2 separate regions of the Homo sapiens genome follow, and region 1 is linked to region 2. Evidence: read pairs that join two places in POLR2A ChIA-PET (ENCODE). Cell type or tissue: B cell. All regions are shown on one strand. Each heading gives the region's core, and the rest is flanking DNA. Links, peaks and the distances in the headings are about the cores only.

Evidence for each region. ChIA-PET counts read pairs that join two places held together with the same protein. Peaks named below come from ENCODE experiments on the same cell type or tissue, not always from the same donor. Only the 100,000 strongest peaks of a DNase experiment are listed, where the experiment ranks them.
Region 1: POLR2A ChIA-PET joins it to region 2 with 5 read pairs; 1 of 35 experiments calls an interaction of 5 or more read pairs at or near these places.

Annotation. Positions count from the first base shown.
Region 1 is chr7:104,931,687-104,936,077 of GRCh38, reverse strand. No RefSeq gene overlaps it. Among named protein-coding and RNA genes, the nearest start is that of LHFPL3-AS2, 7.2 kb to the right of the region's middle. RefSeq lists a silencer at 867-1,031. In B cell, for the core only: no CTCF peak of the experiment used is centred there; DNase peaks (open chromatin) are centred at 2,437, 3,437 and 3,607; H3K4me3 peaks cover 1,138 bases; H3K27ac peaks cover 3,210 bases.
Region 2 is chr7:105,763,316-105,767,706 of GRCh38, reverse strand. All of the region lies in intron 3 of ATXN7L1 (ataxin 7 like 1), which reads left to right. Among named protein-coding and RNA genes, the nearest start is that of ATXN7L1, 110 kb to the left of the region's middle. RefSeq lists an enhancer at 855-914. In B cell, for the core only: a CTCF peak has its summit at 2,390; a DNase peak (open chromatin) is centred at 2,376; H3K27me3 peaks cover 245 bases.

The sequences.
Region 1 (4,391 bases), core at 95-4,094, 830 kb after region 2:
GCTCAGAAAACAGCAACCCAAAATGAAGGCCTCAGAAGCAACCAATTCCAGGTGGAGGTTATAGTGAGCCGAGATTGCACCACTGTACTCCAGCCTGGGTGAGAGAATGAGACCCTGTCTCAAAAAAAGAAAAAATGAAAGAAATTATCTGACCTACCTTGCTTGATTATAGTCATAAGACCCCCATTCCAGGGAGAGTCCTGCCCCACACCCAGAAGGAATGCCGGCTCAGGGAGGCCAAGAAGAATCTAGACAGAGAGGCCTTGCTGGGTTTCCCCCCTCAGTCTATTAGCAGTAGATCCCCTTTAGGTCCAATCATATTTCTACACGGTTGTCCATACTTTATTAAACTAAGCATAAAAATGGACAATTTCCCCTGCATCTTTGGGTCTTCATTGTGATGACTCCTGTGCATACATGTTAAATAAATGTGTGTTGCTTTTCTCCAGTTAACCTGCCTTTCAATGAGTTGAGTTGTCAGTGAAACTTGAGAGGGCAAAAGGGAACTTTTTCCTTGGCCTCTAGATGTCATATGCTGAGGTACTAGGGGTTAAGACTTTAACACAGAATTTTGCTGGGGTCATAATTCTACCTATGACAACAGTCTAGCCTCCTTCTGCAAGGGTAAATGTCCACTCTGTCATCACTGGGAATTCAGGAAGTGGGTGAACTTCTGAGGCTTCTGGGCTAGTAGTATTTGATAGAAATAATTGCTTAGTGGAGCTCACATAAATTCAGAATTTTCTGGAGCTACAGGCAGTACAGTGACCAACAAAACTCAGCCTTTGTGCCCTAGGAATTGTAATCCAATAGGACTTTTCTTTTCTTTTCTTTTCTTTTTTTTTGAGACGGAGTCTCGCTCTGTTGCCCAGGCCGGAGTGCAGTAGCACAATCTTGGCTCACTGCAACCTCCGCCTCCTGGGTTCAAGCAATCCTCTGCCTCAGCCTCCTGAGTAGCTGGGATTACAGGCACCCGCCAACACACCTGGCTAATTTTTGTATTTTTTGTAGAGGCGGGGTTTCACCATCTTGGCCAGGCTGGTCTTGAACTCCTGACCTAGTGATCCACCCGCCTTTGCCTCCCAAAGTTCTGGGATAACAGGTGTGAGCCACCGTGCCCGGCTCCAATAGCACTTTAACCAGATAATAAAATACAGGGTGAAAGGTACAAAGAACAAAGATATAGTCGAGAGAGTGCTTTCTTGTGGTTGCAAGATAAGTGACAGATTTATGGAGATTTGCTTTGAATAGTCCTTCTGATTCCAAAAGTAAAGATGAGAATGGCTGGGCATTCCAGGTGTAGAATTCCAGGGACAGGCGGGCATTCCACGGAAGACTAAATCACTTGAATGTCTGGGAGGTGGACAGAAGCAGCCAGGGTGAGAAAAGGGTAGGAGAGCAGGACACAGCCAAATGATGTGATGGCTTTTCCTGCCAGGCCAAAGAAGTGGCCTTTGATAGGCAAAGGGCATCCCTTGAGAGTTTTGTAGTAGGAGGGCAACAAAGCAAATCATCTGTCAAGGATATGAATCCCATTGGTAAGAATGGGCTAGGAGGAATTAAGGAGAAGGTGGGTGGGAAAGTGTAAACAGGAGGCTCTGACAGTTCAAATGTGAGAGGTAAAGGCCTCAGGGTAGTTGCTATGGAAATGGAAAGGGAGGAATGGGGGTGTGGGAAAGTGTTTGAAAAGAAAGAACCCAAGGCTGGGTGCGGTGGCTCACACCTGTAATCCCAGCACTTTGGGAGGCCGAGGTGGGCGGATCACTTGAGGTTAGGAGTTGGAGACCAGCCTGGCCACCATGGTGAAACCCCGTCTCTACTAAAAATACAAAAATTAGCTGGGCGTGGTGGCACGCTCCTGTAATCCCAGCTACTCGGGAGGCTGAGCCATGAGAATCACTTGAACTGGGGAGGAGGAGGGAGGTTGTAGTGAGTCGAGATTGTGCCATCATGCTCCAGCCTGGGCAAAAGAGCAAGACTGTGTCTCAAAAAAAAAAAAAAAAAAGAAAAGAAAAAGAAAAATCCCACAGAACTTGACAACGAAATAGATGTTTAGGAATGAGGGGAAAAAGAAAGAGAAGACAAAGATGGTTTCAGGTTTCCCAGTCTGGGCAATTTGGAGAGGGTGGGTACCATTAAGAGATTTGGAGAGGGTGGGTACCATTAAGAGAATGAGGCAGGTGAGTCAGGGGCGTGGCTGCTGGAACACTCCCTGCGGAGGGGAGAGGCTGGCAGTCAGTCCCTTCAATTGCCGAAAGCAGGAGTGACCTCTCCCCTTCCCCTCCCCTTGCCCCTTGTTCCTTTTTCCCTTGGAAGCTGTATCATTTAAATTAAACGCATTTAATCATTTAAAGGCACAGTATGGTCTCAAGGGTGTTCTTGATGTCACAATGAGGAAATGAGAAAGGGAAGGGCCTTAAAGTTATATCCCTTTCACGAGACTAAGGAGGAGGAGGTGATGAGAAACATGTAGTAATATACATCTGCAACTTCATTTCAGTCCAGTGCTGGGTCAGCACCCCCAGGACACCTTTGACACTGGACGTAGTGTCAAATGGGGCAAAATAGATACTTGCATTCAGTTCACAGGTCCTGGTATTTCTCCCTTTGAAATGCAGAAGATACAACTTTTGGTTCCTTATGAAAGCTTTTCGTCTCCTATGTGGAGAGGCTCTGGAGCACACCTGTGTGAATGTGTGTGTGTGTGTATGTGTATGCGGGTATGTGTATGTGTATGTGTGAATGTGTATGTACGTGTGCGTAGGCATGTGTGTATGCGTGTGTGTATGTGTGTATGTGTATGTGTGTGTATGTGTATGTATGCATGTTTGTGTGTATGTGTATGCATGTGTATGTGTGTACATGTGTGTATGTGTATGTATGCGTGTATGTGTATATGTGTGCATGTGCATGTGTGCGTGTATATGCCTGTGTGTATGCGTGTGTGTATGCATGCATGTATGTGTGGGTACGTGTATGTATGCATGTATGTGTGTGCATGTGTGCGTGTATGCATGTGTATGTGTGCATGTGTGCATGTGTGTATATGCATGTATATGTGTGCATGTATGCATGTGTGTATGTGTGTGTGTGTGTGTGTGTGTTCATCTATTTGGATCATTTCTCATCTCATCTCTTGCTTCCCAACCCTGCCTCAGCCCACTCTCACTGCAGGAGTGTTTTAACTACCTGCAAGCCAGTTTGAAGGCCCCTTGTCTAATCCAGCAGGACACTAATGGGTGTGTGTTTTGTGTGTGTGTGGTGCCAACAGTGTAATTGGGAAGTCACCTTCCACTAATAAAATACATGATGCTGGAAACAAGATCTAGCTGAAGCCACTTGTTTTGCCTCAGCTGTAGTTGTTGTCTCTGAGGGCTGAAAGGGGGAAGCCCAAATAAGAGATGATGTTGTGGTCCCTATAACACGTTTATGGACAGGGCTGACACAGGAACACATCTGAAAACTTCCTGAGGTTGAGTCTAAGGGAACATAATAGATGGAAATGCAGAGTAGCCAGGTTGGAGTGAGCTGGTGGGTGAGTGAGATGGTGGGTGAGTGGGTGCGGATGATGGGGAGAGAACTATTGAACAGGCTGGGATATCATCTCCTCTAGTCTCAGTCTGTCCCTTCATAAAAGAATTTAAATTCCCTCACAAAGAATCTAAACACATAACAGTAGGGGACTGACTGACTCCATCACCTTTTAAATACGCGATGAAATATACTGCAACCATTAAGAAGGGTGTGGAGGAAGTGGATTTATTGACATGGAACGATGTTCATGATCTACTGTTGTTTTGTTTTTAGAGACAGGGTCTAACTCTGTCACCCAGGCTGGAGTGCAGTGACACAATCATAGCTCACTGTAACATCAAACTCCTGGGCTCAAGTGATCCTCCCACCTCAGCCTCCTGAGTAGCTGGGACTACAGGCGTGAGCTGTTGTGCTTGGCTTCATGATCTTTTGTTGTGCATACGTACAGTATCGTCTCGTTTTTTTCGTGTGTGAAAAGCAAATGAATTCTAAATGTTGAAAGTGGCTCCTAATTATAGGTGACTTTTCTGTCATCTTTTTATTTTCTACTTTTTTCTTCAGTGAAAATATATTACTTGTAAATTTTTTCAAAGGATAACATTATTTAATAATAACATATGCCCTTGGAAATATTTCTTTGATGTTTAATTGGAGAGAGGAATTAGACGAAGAATACTCTTGACTGTCAAAGTCAGAGCCTGGGTCCCACCCACCAACCCCCACCAACCCACCCCCTACCCCCTGCGCTCCCTCCACTGCTTTCCATCTCAAAGCTCCTGTCAGCGGGATTGCCCTTCTGAGCCCTGCTGGGAAGGATGTGGGAGATATGATAAGCATCACTGCTTTCATTAGGAGAG
Region 2 (4,391 bases), core at 302-4,301:
TGACCTTCAGCCAGTCCTCATCTCTCTGTGCCTCAATTTCATCAAGCTCAAAATGGGGGTAATAATAGTACCTGTCTCAGAGGTTGTCAGGAGGATAAAATAAGTAAATAGGACTGCAACATGTAGGAGAACACCAGACATCTATACACTTAAACACAGCAAGGCACTTCTCTGGCCTTGTGAATTTCAGCACATGGCAGAGAAGAAACAAGCTGGACTGGCTGAGGAAAGCTCACCTCCAGAGGACTGAGTGGGTTAACCATGAATTACATAGTCATTCCCAGAGAGGACGCATGGCGGGAGAGAAGCAGCAAGGATCGTAGCTGGATGGATACATGGCCTTGGCTGGACCAGGGGCTGGCGAGTATAGGGGCTTATGGAGGGCCGGGTTTTGCTCAGGTGGACCCTCTTGAAACTCCCGGTGGGCCTCCCTTCTACCCCCAGGAAAGCTGGAATCTTGGGGGCTTCTGTGTCCCCAAAAGCGGATTCCAGTGGCCAGCATCTTGGAAATTTTTGTGCACTTATTTCACTTGTATCAGTCTTTTCTAGGGTCATTTACTGATATTATACTTTCTCTGCTCTGGAGTCATTCCCCTGCAAAATCATTCCCCTGTTATCTGTCTGCCTCAACACGGGAAAAATCCCTGTCATCTGGAACCCTTGCTTCCTGCCCGCCGTCCTGCCTCACTGCAGTGTGTGGGCAGATCTGCTCTCTGCTGCACACGTCTTCAGAAAGACTGAATTTCGGGCTTTCAGAGCAAGCGTCTTTGAATCCACTGGTGAAAGGAGACAGCAGTCATCTGCTGGTTGATGTTTGCCAAAATGTGGCCTTAGACTGGGATGAAGTGATGGCTCCTGGCACGGAAGCTGGTTCCCCCTGGGTGTACACCCAGCCTGAACAGCTCCTTTAAAACCAGAAGCAATTTGTCATCTTTTGATTCTCTTCCAGCACTGTCCCTGTCACAGGTAGATAAATGAGGCAGCATATGGGTGTCCAAACACAGGATCGTCTAATCCCAGCGGTTTCCCTTGGAGCCGTCACTTCTCGAGGGTGGAGAGCACAGTGGGGTGGTCCCTGGCTTCGGGGTTGTAACCATAAGCATATTTTTTCATCACATGTCCCATTTATATGCATGAAATGCTTTCTCAGAATCTCCCAGCTTCTGTGTCATTGATAGGTGCATTTCTCATTTCAAAATTCCGAAATGAATCATACGTTTGTGAGCTCAACATCTCATGTCTGTAGTTCCACAGAATGCTACTAATCAAATCAATGTCTCGGCACAAACCAACAAGCATCCCTGACTTAAAAACAGATGGAAGTTGAACTTTTTGTGCTAAAAAGACTTGATTACAGAAAGTCAGTGGGAAAGGTGCATACATTTCAGTTTCCTTCACGTTGCACGCACTGTAAGTGGCTTGAGAGATACATTCAGAGTTTTTTACGCAGCCCACGTGGACTTTGAATTTGTTGCTTATATATCGATAAAGCCACCAGATTATGTCCAAGGATGCAATAGGCAGAAGAGGGCTCCTGATCTAGTTGCCAAAACATGGTTGACCTGCGATTCCTTTGTAAATGAAGGATAAGCCTGTGTGGCGAATGAGCTCAGCCCCTCGGCACACCTCCTGCCTATGCCAAAGGGTTGAGTGTGTTTCTGGTCTAGCCAGACAGTTTTGATTTCTTCTGTGGCCATAGGTCACATTCTTCATCCCCACAGCTGCCAGATTAACTAGACATCCTTGGTCACAAGGGCCCAGGCTTGACTGGATCAGTTCAAGTTCATCCCAGATACAGGAAAGTCATCTACTCTGATAGTATTACAGTGAGTCCATAAGCATCTTTGAGACACCTTGAGAAAGGAGGAAATGTGGAGCATCGTCTCCAAGCAGGATCTGTTGAGCATGGATCGGATTCTTACACAGGCTACTAATGCTGGTGACCATAAGAAGTTTATAGCCAGCTCTTCATTATCTATGGTATTGAAGGAGAAATCTAGCATGAACTTTAAAATTTCAAAATAAATCCCACAGTTTAAGCTTTAGCCGGGGATTTCATACTGGAAACCTTTTAGGGGAGAGTAGTATTTCCTTTTATGTTTTCCCAATTAGTAGTTTAATGAGCAGCAAGATGACCCAAGGGGGATGAGAGACAGCACAGGAGGATCATTTGCCTGGGGTTAAGAGATGAGTCTGGGTTCCTGTTTCTGCCTCTTTCAGACTCTGTTCATCTGCAGACTGTATGTGTTTGCTACATCTGCTTTGTAGGATCAGCATCTACTTTGTAGGATCAGGGAAGGATCAAATGAGTTAATGAATACAGATATCCCAAGCCCAGCACACAATACAAATGAGCTGTTATGACTTATTTAGAGGGTTTTTTTTTTTTTTCTGACCCAGGCTGGAGTGCAGTGGCGCCACCTCTGGTCACTGCAACGTCCACCTCCTGAGTTTAAGCAATTCTCCTGCCTCAGCCTCCTGAGTAGCTGGGATTACAGGCATGCCCCACCATGCCTGGCTAATGTTTGTATTTTTAGTAGAGACGGGGTTTCACCATGTTGGCCAGGCTCGTCTCGAACTCCTGACCTCAAGTGATCACCTGCCTCAGCCTCCCAAAGTGCTGGGATTACAGGTGTGAGCCACCACGCCCGGCCTAGACTTATTTTAAGAGAGGTGGCAAGAACTCCTACTTCAAGGAAGATGGTAACACTGAATAGTTTGTTCATTAAGACAGACAGATGCCTAAGTGAATCTTTGAAATAATCCTGCATTTCATTCATGGTGGAATCTCATAATCTTTTTTTTTTTAAGCCTAAAAGCCTGAGCCAGCTGTACATGATATATTAAACCCACACATTTACTTACTTTAGAAAGGTTACTATTTTGAGAGTATGATCGTTCCTGGAAAAAAAAATTTTGATGTGCCTCCTGTCCATTGAAAAGTTACATATAAAGAATAATTTCCATTCCTTGGATTATGTCTTCAGATTCCTGCATTCTTTTCAAGCTTTGTAATAAAGCAAGGGAAGAGAGTATTGTGAACTCCTTGAGGAAGACATTCCCTCTCATTCCTCCACATTGCCCCAGAGTTCACCATGTCTGACAAATAGTGGGTATTCAGTCAATAGCTTATGACTGAATGAATGATTTAGATGTTTAATCCTTTAAGTCAGTGATACGCAACTTGTAGTCATGTGTCAGAATCCCCTGGAGGGCTTGTTAAAATCAACTGCGGCTCCCCCATCCCAAGTTTCTGATTCAGTAGATCTGGGTTGGGGCCCCAGAATGTGCATTTCTAGCAGGTCCCCAGATGACGCTGATGCTGTTGGCCCTGGGACTATACTTTGAGAACCACTGCTTTGGGGTCCACTCCACTGCTTAGGTCCATTGTGGTTTTTTTTTTTTCTTTAAGCTTTGCCAAGCCTTCTAGAAAATTGACATCTATCTCTGTCTGATTTTGCTCCGTTAAACTGAGATTGATTTTGTAAAAATTACTAGGATTTGACCAGATGGAAAAGCTACCTGGATTTTTTTGTTTTTAGTTAAAAACTACAGCCGGGCACCATGGCTCATGCCTGTAATCTCAGCAATTTGGAAGGCTGAGGCGGGTGGATCACCTGAGGTCAGGAGTTCAAGACCAGCCTGGCCAACATGGTGAAACCCCATCTCTACTAAAAATATAAAAATTAGCTGGGCATGGTGGCGGGCACCTGTAATCCCAGCTCCTTGGGAGGCTAGGGCAGGAGAATCACTTGAACCCGAGAGGCGGAGGTTGCAGTGAACCGAGAACACGCCATTGCATTCCAACCTGGGTGACAGAGCAAGACTCCATCTCAAAAAAAGCAAACAAACAACAACAACAAAAAAAAAACTACATTTTGCCCCATGTATAATTATGAAGGAAGTGACTATCAGATTGCCACCTCCTGCATGGGTGTCTATGCTAGCAGGACACAGCTGGTTGGGGTGAAGTATAGCGGCCCACCTTGCAGCATTTAAGCCAGATTGCATCTTCATCCAGTTTTGGAATTCCCACCTAGTGTCAAATGCACTTAATGGCAAAGCTGAAATGAGACATGACCTTTTGCAGAAATTGCAGATGAGCAAAAAGGGCACAGGAGATGAGCATATGATACAAAGGGGAACATGATGTTTGCAAAGTCTTCTCATGCTGGCTGTGGGCCTGGCTGAAGTTATTATGCCCCCAGGTTTAAAAACAAGAGGCAGCCTCATGGCCTGAGGAAGACTGCCCTCTGCAAAAAAGTCATTCTCCTAATGCCAGATGTCACTCTGGATGGCAGGCAAGAGTGGAATTGCAAACCCAGGTCCTGGGGAGCTCCTCCCTCCTCCATTCCCCCTTCTTGGGAAAGAGTCCTTGAGACTGTGAGGAC